Regions from separate parts of the Homo sapiens genome. Here regions 1 and 2 are each linked to region 3. A link is a contact called in ENCODE Hi-C or POLR2A ChIA-PET data. All regions are on one chromosome and are shown on one strand. The core of a region is the stretch at or near the end of the contact, and the rest is flanking DNA. Distances in the headings are between cores, read along the strand shown.

Region 1 (2,798 bases), core at 5-2,504, 680 kb before region 3:
ATATGAATGTTGAGCAAAGCTTAGGCCAACATGAATTGTTTGTGAAGTGTGGTTGATGGTGCTTTGTTTTTTTCTGACTACTTCTATGGAAGGCCAGTGAAGAAGCAAAGGAAGACATGAAAATTGACGCTCATTCTTCTTCCTATTGTTCCCTGACATCCAGCAAATTGTGAATTTGAAAAATGATGGCCAGTTTTCAGAAGTGCTGACAAATTCATATTGGTATGCAAAAGCTCATCACCCATTAAGGTTTGTTGTTGAATCAACAGTACTCAGCATATTAAAACAGTACATCAGAACTCATGCCAACAGTCTTTATGATGGGATTAAGGTGGACAAGATCTCCTAAGATCTGTGAATGGGATTAAGGTGGACAAGATCTCCTAAGATCTGAAAAGAAACCTTAATACGCTCATATGGTTGGAGTGTTAAGTGAACCTCTGATTTTGTCAGGGTTTTTCTACGTGTAGGCGTGAATAGGGGGCACCCCTTCAAAACTGTACAAAGAAGACGACTGTTTTCCATTTCCATTTAAACATTTTTAGCCACTTCATTTCTATTTATTGAACAGGTCAAATTTGTCTTGTTATTTGTGAGTACAGTACATTTAAAAAACATCCTTATCGGTTATTTTTTTTTCAGTCGGAGTTTGACGTATAAATTGTTTATGCTTTTGGTGTAATCTCTTAATAAACTGGTTCTTCAAAAATCATCCTATAAAGTGAGTTTTCATGAAGTTAACGGGATTTTGGTGTGATGTGTTTTGCAAATACTTATTACCGAGACCAGGTAGATCGTCACCTCGGCTCCCGGGCAGAGTTCGCGTGCGTCCGCACCGGATTCCCCGCGGCGGCAAGGCGAAGCCAGGGTAAGGGCGGTGGGGACGGCGCCCCGGGGCTGCCCTGCGGTCCCCACTGCCTGCTCTGCGTTGCCCCGTAGCCTCCTCGGGCAACGGCGGTGTCCTCGTCAGACCCGGGAGGTTCCGCAAACGCCGGAGGGGTCAGAGAAGCTGGGGGACCTTGGGCACCGGGTGGAACGGGCGGGGCGGCTGTCCTTGTGCTCGGGCAGCGAGGGCGCCGGCGAGAAGCGCGGCTGCAGCTGAGCGCTCCGCATCCCTCCTGCCGTTGCTCCTGCTTCCGCTACCAGGGACAAGGTCGCCTCTCGGTCCGTCGGCGTGTTTTCTGCACCTGCGCACTGGGCAAGCCTTGGGCTTCCGGAGCCAAAAGGCCCCGGAAGTGGTCGGCCGCTTGCGACGCTCCGGAAGTGACGTGCTTTCCCGAGCCGGTGAGTGCGGGAGCGGGGAGCGGGGAGCGTGGGCCTGGGGGGTGGTCGCGGCCCGGGCGCAAGGAGGGGCCTCGGCTTGGGCCGCGGGGTACCGGGGCGCTGGGAGCGGGAGAGGCCCCGGCCTAGGAGCTGAGAGGCCTGGAGGGCTGCCGGGCTGCGAACCCCGGCGGGACCGAGCGCTGCGGCCCTGGAGTAGCGAGCGCTCGGGCGGTGGGGAGCGGCGCCTTGCTCCCCGGTCCTGCCCCACTCTCTCCGCAGAACCGCGTTTTGGGGTCAGAAGTCTTGTCAGCCACCCCGGTGGTGCTCTGTCACGGGATGGGTGCCGTGTGTGAGTTCCGAGTCAAGTTGTTAGGAATTTGCCTTGATCCAGCGCTCTAAGTATTAAACATTTTAAAGTGATTATTGGCAGTATACAGTTGCACAAAACAACATAAATATATACACATTTGGATGATAAAACAACAATAAAGTTTTGTATTGTAAACGCGCCTCAGGGAGACGCATTTCCAGATAATTCACTGTCCGTGGCTGGCTTCTGCCCAGTGAGAGCGGGTTACCCGTTCTATTCCCATTTACGTTCTCGTAGCTGTGGATACCGAGGAACGGCGTTCACACAGACCTGTAGGTGGGAATTAGAGGGGTTGTTGGGCAGTGTCACTAGAGAAATACCTTTCTTTTGTAAAGGGGAGGACCCATTATAAAAGGGGGACGGGAAAGGAGAATTCAAATTGTTTTAAACGCAGGTTCGTCCTCAGGCAGTTCTGTTTTAGCAGAGAGAACGTAGCGAAACTTGGGCAGAAAATGGATTCCTTTGAAATTATCCTGGCCTTAGTCCCTTGGGAAGTCTGTGTAGGCGAACCTCAGTGAGAAGATTCCTGCCGTAAAATGCAGGTGTCAGCAGCATGCCAGGGAGGCCAGAGGATACTATGTGACTTTGGGCAAGTGACTGAACCTCTGTGAGTCTCAGCCTCCACTGCTTTAGATGGGCATAAAAAATGTAAAGTCAAGAATCAGGTTTCCGCTGGGCGCGGTGGCTCACGCCTGTAATCCCAGAACTTTGGGAGGCCAAGGCGGGCAGATCACGAGGTCAGGAGTTAAAGACCAGCCTGGCCAACATGGTGAAACCCCATCTCTACTAAAAATACAAAAAAGTAGCCGGGCGTGGTGGCAGGCGCCTGTAATCCCAGCTACTGGGGAGGCTGAGGCAGGAGAATCGCTTGAACCTGGGAGGTGGAGGTTGCAGTGAGCCGAGACCGCACCACTCTGCTCCAGCCTAGGCAACAGAGCGAGACTCTGTCTCAAAAACATACCCAAAAAAAAAAAATCAGGTTTCATGCTCACAGGAGGATTTGAGGAGGGTTTATAAAGGGACCGTTTGCAAAGGCAGAGTGCAGGTTAATGACAGTTGGTCCTTTAGCCTGGAACTGGTGGCAGTGGAGTTTCTACTCCTGGACTCCAAAGGATCAGGGAAGGCAGCAGTGATCGGGACAGGGAGAAGAGTCACTGGGGAGGGC
Region 2 (3,235 bases), core at 23-2,522, 720 kb before region 3:
CCTGGCTGAGAAGTATTGATCTGAAGTGTTTGGGTTTTCTGGGAGCTTTCTCAGGTACTGACTCACTTGACCTTCGACTGACTCGAGGCCCAGAGAAGCTATATGGGTTCGTTAAAGCCAGCGGCGGCCAGCTGGCGGGGGTGGCAGTATTGGGGTGGGTACAGGGGTCAGCCGACTCCTAGTCCTCTTTAAGCTGAGTTAGATCACCTGATGAATACTGGGCCTTCATTTCAAAACAAAGATTCAGAAAATGAAAACAAATCAAAATTTACAGAACCGTGTGTGCTGCTTTCTCTGCCTGCTCAAACCTCTGAATACCAGATGATAAAAGAATAACGATCTCACAGACTGACCAATTAAACTGACACGTCTTGATGGTACGAATTTAAGTTTCAAACAATGTCACTAAGGTCAATGTACACGAGCCCTCGTCAAAACGAAACGGCCGCGTCCAAACCAGTCCTGACCCGGGCGGCTGCAGCCCGGCCCCGGGAAGGCTCCTCCCGGCAGAGTGCGGAGACCTGGGAGGCGCCCGCCACCGGCCAGGCCAGCGAGCCGCTTTGTTCTCGAAGCCCACCTGGGCCTAGAGAATAAGTGTTGCCCCGGAGCGGGTGGGGGTCCCCATAAGGGGGGTTTGAGTAGTTCGCTCCCCAGCCACCCGGCTGCGTGAACAGCCCCCCAGCGAGCGCACGGCCTACCCCCCGCGCTCCGCGGCCCAGAGCGGCCCTCGCCCGGCCTCTGCTCGCCGGGGCGGCGGCGCGACCCACGCGCCCGGCCGGGGCCAGGGGTGCTCAAGATGGCGTCGTCACGGCCCCCGTGCCCGGGGCCCCACGCGAGGCCGGGCCCCAAGCGAGGCGCTGAGTGGGGAGAACGAGCGCTCGCGGCTCACGCCAAACGCCGCCTCTGCAGGCACTCGTGGAGACCGGCAGCGGGGCCCGCGCTCAGCTACAGCCCTGACCGCCCGCGCCGCTGCCCCGCGCACGCCCGCGGGCGCCCACAGCGCCGCGCCCGGCCCCGGCCCTCTCTGGGCTCCCCAGCCCCACTTCCGCCCGCGTCCCCGGCCCCGCGCAGGCCCCGCCGCCTCACCGCGGTCGAGCCCTTCTTGACGGCCTCCTGCGCGTACTCCACTTGGAAGAGGTGGCCGTCGGGCGAGAAGACGGTGATGGCGCGGTCGTAGCTCATGCCGGCGGGCGGCGGCCGGGCTCCTTCCGCCGCGACTCTCAAAAGCGCACACTCACGGCCCGCGCGCACCCGCGACTCCCGGCGCCACTACGCCCGCGCCCCACCCTCGGCGCCGTGTCCTGCGCTGCCGGCGACGGGCGGCGTCAGGCGGCGACGGGCAGCGTCAGGCGGCGTCGGGCGGACGTGATGGCGCGCGCCGGGGCGGGGTCAGGCCGAACCACCGGTGGCCGGGGGTGGGAGGCGGTGCTCCGGCGAGGGCCGGGCGCTGGGTGCGAGGGGGTCGCCGGGGGCCACCGTTCGGCACTGGGCCGCAGACCGTTCTGCAGGGCGGAGCGGCGGCGCCGCGGGCCCGGAGGCGCGGCGACGGCGACGGGGCGGACGAGCCCACGACGCGGCGCCCCCCGCGCTCCCGCCCCCTTCCCCCCCTCCGCGACTGCGGATAATGAGCGCCTCGGGCCGCCCAGCGCAGCCGGAGTATCCACCTCGATGACCACGGGCTGAGCCCCGCGCCGCCACCATGTCCGTGGCCTTCGCGTCTGCCCGGCCAAGAGGCAAAGGGGAGGTTACGCAGCAAACCATCCAGAAGGTGGGCCGGGCCGGAGCGGCGGCGCTGGGCGGCGGGTCTGCGGGCGGGCGCGCGCGGGGACGGGGCGCGGGCAGCTGGCGGGCGCGGGGCGCGAACAAAGCCGGGGCGCAGCCGGGCGGCCGCGAGCCCCGACGGCGGCCCCGTGCCCTTCCCCGCGTCCCACGCCTGCGCGCCGGCGGGCACCCGGCCGTGTGGGGGGCGGTCCCCGGAGAGCCTGCGCCAACTTTGTTGGGGCGCGCGGGTCCCTCGGGCCGGGGCACTGGGCGGTGGGGGCCGGGCGGACGCTGGAGGCTGCCGGCCCCCGAGCGCGCTGTCCCCCGAGTCCGCGGCGCGCGCTGGGAACTGTCCTGGGCTATGCCGGGCGCACGGGGACCCCTCGGGGCCGGAGCCGCGGCGAGGGCTTGTCGCGCTCCGCAGCCAGCTTCGGTGGCGACGGCGGGCGGTACTCGTTTTCTGCGCTCATTTTGGTTAGTGGTGAGGGGCCCGGGTCGGCCTCCGGGCGCACTTGCGACCGCGGGGACTGTGGCCGGGGCTGCCCCTCTTGCTCCTGGAGCGAGGCGCGAACGATGGAGGCACGGAAGGACGCGTCCCGATCCCCATTTGCGGGGCATCGTTACGCAGCCCGGCCCCGTAGGGAGCGCACCGCCCCCTCCGTATCCTCGCGGCTACGCCGGGTTTCAGCGTGACACCCTCGCCAGCCGCCTCGCCTAACAAACTTGACGGATTTGCTCCACAACCTTTCTTCTAGCTCCGTAAGTTCGGCCTTGTGGTTTTCAAGAGACAGCGTTTATGTGGGTTTGGGACACCGTTATCCAAAGCCCTAAGTTTTGAAATTGAGACTTTGTATTTTCTGCTGTTTTTTCTGTAGAAGACAGATTCGGAAGAAAATCAGCATTAGCCATACCCGTTTCAGTTGTCACAACATCTGTTGGAATGACATTGGTTTTTTTTCCTAAACTCTGACTCCGTCTTCACCCTGGTGGGATTGCAGGGATAAACAGTGGTATTCCTAGGTTCCCAGGAGCCGCTTGTCTCCCTAAGGGGGTTCACCTTGACCTTGACTGAGGCTGTTATTCCTTGATGACGTGCCAGTCTCCTGTGGAAGTTGTCCTAAATCTATCGCCTATTTTGAGACTACCTTTGCTGTTGCTAGTTTTAGAAATTTGATGGTCTTAACAAATGAGAACCTTGGCCAACTCTGAACAGGAGAGATTGAGAATAGCAGAAATACAGATTTACAAGTGTGGCATTTTAATTTACTTAGTAAACACTTATGTGGCGCTTACCGTATCCCAGACACTGTTCTAGGGGTTTTATAAATCTTGATTCATCCAATTCTTCATAGAAGCTACTGGCATCCCGTTTAATAGCTAAAGAGGCTGCGGCCTAGGGAGGCCGTGCCTTGCTGGTAAGTGGACACTGAGGCCTAGGGGGGCTAAATGCCTTGCTGGTAAGTGGCACAGCCAG
Region 3 (2,796 bases), core at 228-2,727:
TACGTGGCAGACAAGCATCCACCATCCCACTCCCATGGCTCTGGCTAGTTTTTCCAGACAGCAACCCAACTCTCATCCTGGAAATCTCTACACAACAATTAGCAACTATCGCTGCTGTGGAAGTCCTCCTCTTCCTATGGAGGAAAAGCAAAACTGCGCCACCTCCCTGCTCTCATCACATCCTGACACCAATCTCACTTTTGCCATCCTCCAGTGTGACCACGATGGGCAACTACAGGCTGGGATGAGCAGAAAACTGCGGACGCAGCCCCTTCCACAGCCATCCCTGAGGGTCGCCAAGGGGGCGGCTGCAGGCTGGAGCCTCATTTTAGAGCTCAAAGCCTGCAAACCCCCGTCGGGCCTTCCTAGGCTTCCCTGACATCCAAGAGTGCCACCCGGAGCACATGGTTCCCAGGAATTCTGCGCGCTCGGCCCCACTCCAGGCGGGGCCACTGAGGGAGGGGGTGTTTAGTTTCTGGAAGTACCTGCTCCCCGGGGCCCGCACAGCGCACACAGCCTTTCGGGGCGGCCCCAGACCCGGTGAGGTCCGCGCCCTGTGCCGCCGGGAGGGCAGGCTGGGGGCGTGCACAGCGAGGGCCCCCTTTGCCTCCGCCCCGGCCCCGGCCCCGGCCTCGGCCTCCACCCGGGCCCCGCCAGCCCCCGGCCGCCGGGCACGCACTTGTTGAGCGCCCCGCCCGGCTCGGGGGGCTCGGGGCCGCGCGGCGCGGGCGGCGGCTCGGCGGGGATGCTGTTGAAGCGGTCCTCCAGGCGGACGCGCACGGCCGGCTTGGCCCGGGCCTCGGGCGCGCCGTCGGGTCCAGCCGCAGCCGCAGCCGCGCCCGCGCCCTCCTTGGCGGCGCCGTCGGCCCGGGCCCTCGCTCCGTCCCCGCCGCCCGACGTCTTCTCCGCCGCGCCCGCCTCGCTTAGCAGCATCATGCGCAGCTCCTGGAAGTCGATGTGGCCCAGGCAGGGCGCGTCGGCCGCCAGCGCGGACGGGCACAGCACGGGGTACACGGGCGCCGCGCCCCCCTGACCGCCCGCCGCGAAGCCGCCCGCGCCTGCGCCCGGGCCCGCCGCCGCCAGCAGCGCCGAGTTGAGGCGCGTCTCGAGCTCGCCGTCAGCCGCCGCCTCCATGTGCGAGCAGAGGATGTGCTGCAGCTGCGTGTACTCCACCTCCGTCATCTCCACCAGGCTCAGGTCGGTGGTCGTGAAGCTCAGCCCCGGCTCGCCCAGCGCCGCGTCCCCGCCGCCCGCGCCCTCGACGGCCGCCTCGCCGCCTGCCGCGCCTGCCTCCGGCGGCGGCTCCCGCGGTCCGGGGCCCGACATGGCGGCGCGGCGCGGCCCAACGGCGGCGAGGGCGACGCGGGCGGCGGGCGGCGGGAGGCGGGAGGCGGGAGGCGGGAGGCGACCCCCGGCCCGAGCACTACTCTGCGCCGGCCACAGCCGGCGCGCCGTTGGGGGAGGGAAAACCGCTGAGTGCCGCGCACAGCGCCTGCGCCGCCCCGCCCCGCAACGGCAACCCCACCCCTGCGCCAGCCCCGCCCCCTCCGTTACCCGCCGCCGCCGGCCCCGCCCCCGCCCAACCGCCCGCACGCCCGGCCCCGCCCCACGTCGGCGGATGCTTGCGCGGAGGGCCCGCCCCCACGGCCCAGCCACGCCCCCACAGCTAGGCCACGCCCCCAGCTCAGGCCACGCCCGGTTCCCAGCCACGCCCCTGCTGCCCGGCCACTCCCCGCTGAGGCCCGGCGAGGGCGGCTGCGCTGGAATCAGCGTGATACCTACGCGGTGACACCCTGGGGAGAAGCCACGTCCGTGCGTGCACGTGCGCCCCATTACAGCGGCAGGAATGAAGACGTTGTCAAAACAGCTCCCTGGACCCACAGTCCACAGTGCCCAGGCCATCCGCTTCATCCGCGTAAAATGCGCAGCGCATGGCCGGGTTCTGTGGCTCATGCCTGTAATCCCAGTACTTTGGGAGGCCGAGGCAGGTGGATCAGGAGGTCAGGAGATCGAGACCAGCCTGGCCAACATGGTGAAACCCCGTCTCTACTAAAAATACAAAAATTAGCTGGACGTGGTAGTGCGTGCCTGTAATCCCAGCTACTCGGGAGGCTGAGGCAGGAGAATCGCTTGAACCCGGGAGGCGGAGGTTGCAGTGAGTCGAGATCTTGCCACTGCACTCCAGCCTGGGCAACAGAGCCAGACTTCATCTCAAAAAAAAAAAAAAAATGCACAGCGCGACGGTGGTGGTACATTCCCAGCGCTGGGCCCGCCTCCACCGCTGCATTCACCACCGGTCTCCTGTAGCAGTCAGCACACTGCCCCTCCCCCGCCTGCAGCCACTAATCTTCTGTGTCCAGGAGTTTGCCTAGGCTGGGCCTTCCCTGTTAAGGGAACTATGCAATATGTGGTCTTTAAGAGACTTATTTTTGCAATCTTGAAATAATTCCTGTACTTAACCTCTCACCCACATTCCCATCTCACTCAGTGGTTGTCTGTTCTCTGTCTAGGCATTAGGACACTTAAAGGCCTGTGACTTGCACATCGTCTTCTAAGCCGGGTCTGAATCTTTCGCTCATTTCATCACAGTTTAGACACAGACCAATATATTACAATGATTCAACGATGGGCTATGAAAGCTCAGCCATGCAAATCTAAACTCACACATGTATACATGAAAATAATATATCAGTTTTGGGCAAAACATCAGGTTTCAGAAAACACTACCAAGGAGGAAAGCAAGGACTTAAAACTCTCAAGGACATGGCAACAGAAGTCGTCTAACGTAAAACAGAG

The links. A loop is a pair of places that touch in the nucleus more often than their neighbours do. ChIA-PET counts read pairs that join two places held with the same protein, here RNA polymerase II (POLR2A). Pooled maps may share reads with other maps.
Region 1: a loop to region 3 is called in a pooled map, with 6 times the contacts of the local background. The contact joins the promoter of MTG2 here to the promoter of TCFL5 in region 3. A Hi-C loop is called at or near these places in 4 of 50 pooled maps.
Region 2: a pooled map shows a loop between it and region 3 (10-fold over the local background). The contact joins the promoter of PSMA7 here to the promoter of TCFL5 in region 3. A Hi-C loop is called at or near these places in 1 of 37 single-sample maps with no recorded cell type and 9 of 50 pooled maps. POLR2A ChIA-PET finds 5 or more read pairs at or near these places in 2 of 52 experiments (AG04450 and PC-3).

The regions. Positions count from the first base shown.
Region 1 is chr20:62,181,774-62,184,571 of GRCh38, forward strand. MTG2 (mitochondrial ribosome associated GTPase 2) reads left to right here and starts at 1,255. Exons shown (of 7, transcript NM_015666.4): 1 at 1,255-1,284. It overlaps SS18L1 (SS18L1 subunit of BAF chromatin remodeling complex), which reads left to right. Exons shown (of 11, transcript NM_198935.3): 11 at 1-741. RefSeq lists silencers at 884-1,073, 1,113-1,297, 1,304-1,473.
Region 2 is chr20:62,142,122-62,145,356 of GRCh38, forward strand. PSMA7 (proteasome 20S subunit alpha 7) reads right to left here and starts at 1,273. Exons shown (of 7, transcript NM_002792.4): 1 at 1,087-1,273. The coding sequence starts at 1,182. It overlaps SS18L1 (SS18L1 subunit of BAF chromatin remodeling complex), which reads left to right and starts at 1,648. Exons shown (of 11, transcript NM_198935.3): 1 at 1,648-1,768. The coding sequence starts at 1,700. RefSeq lists silencers at 475-1,114, 1,155-1,864, 1,985-2,044, 2,075-2,124.
Region 3 is chr20:62,860,345-62,863,140 of GRCh38, forward strand. It overlaps TCFL5 (transcription factor like 5), which reads right to left and starts at 1,478. Exons shown (of 6, transcript NM_006602.4): 1 at 680-1,478. The coding sequence starts at 1,326. LOC105372717 (a long non-coding RNA gene) reads left to right here and starts at 1,091. Exons shown (of 4, transcript XR_936989.4): 1 at 1,091-1,197. RefSeq lists silencers at 897-1,046, 1,547-1,736, 1,787-1,886 and an enhancer at 1,271-1,925.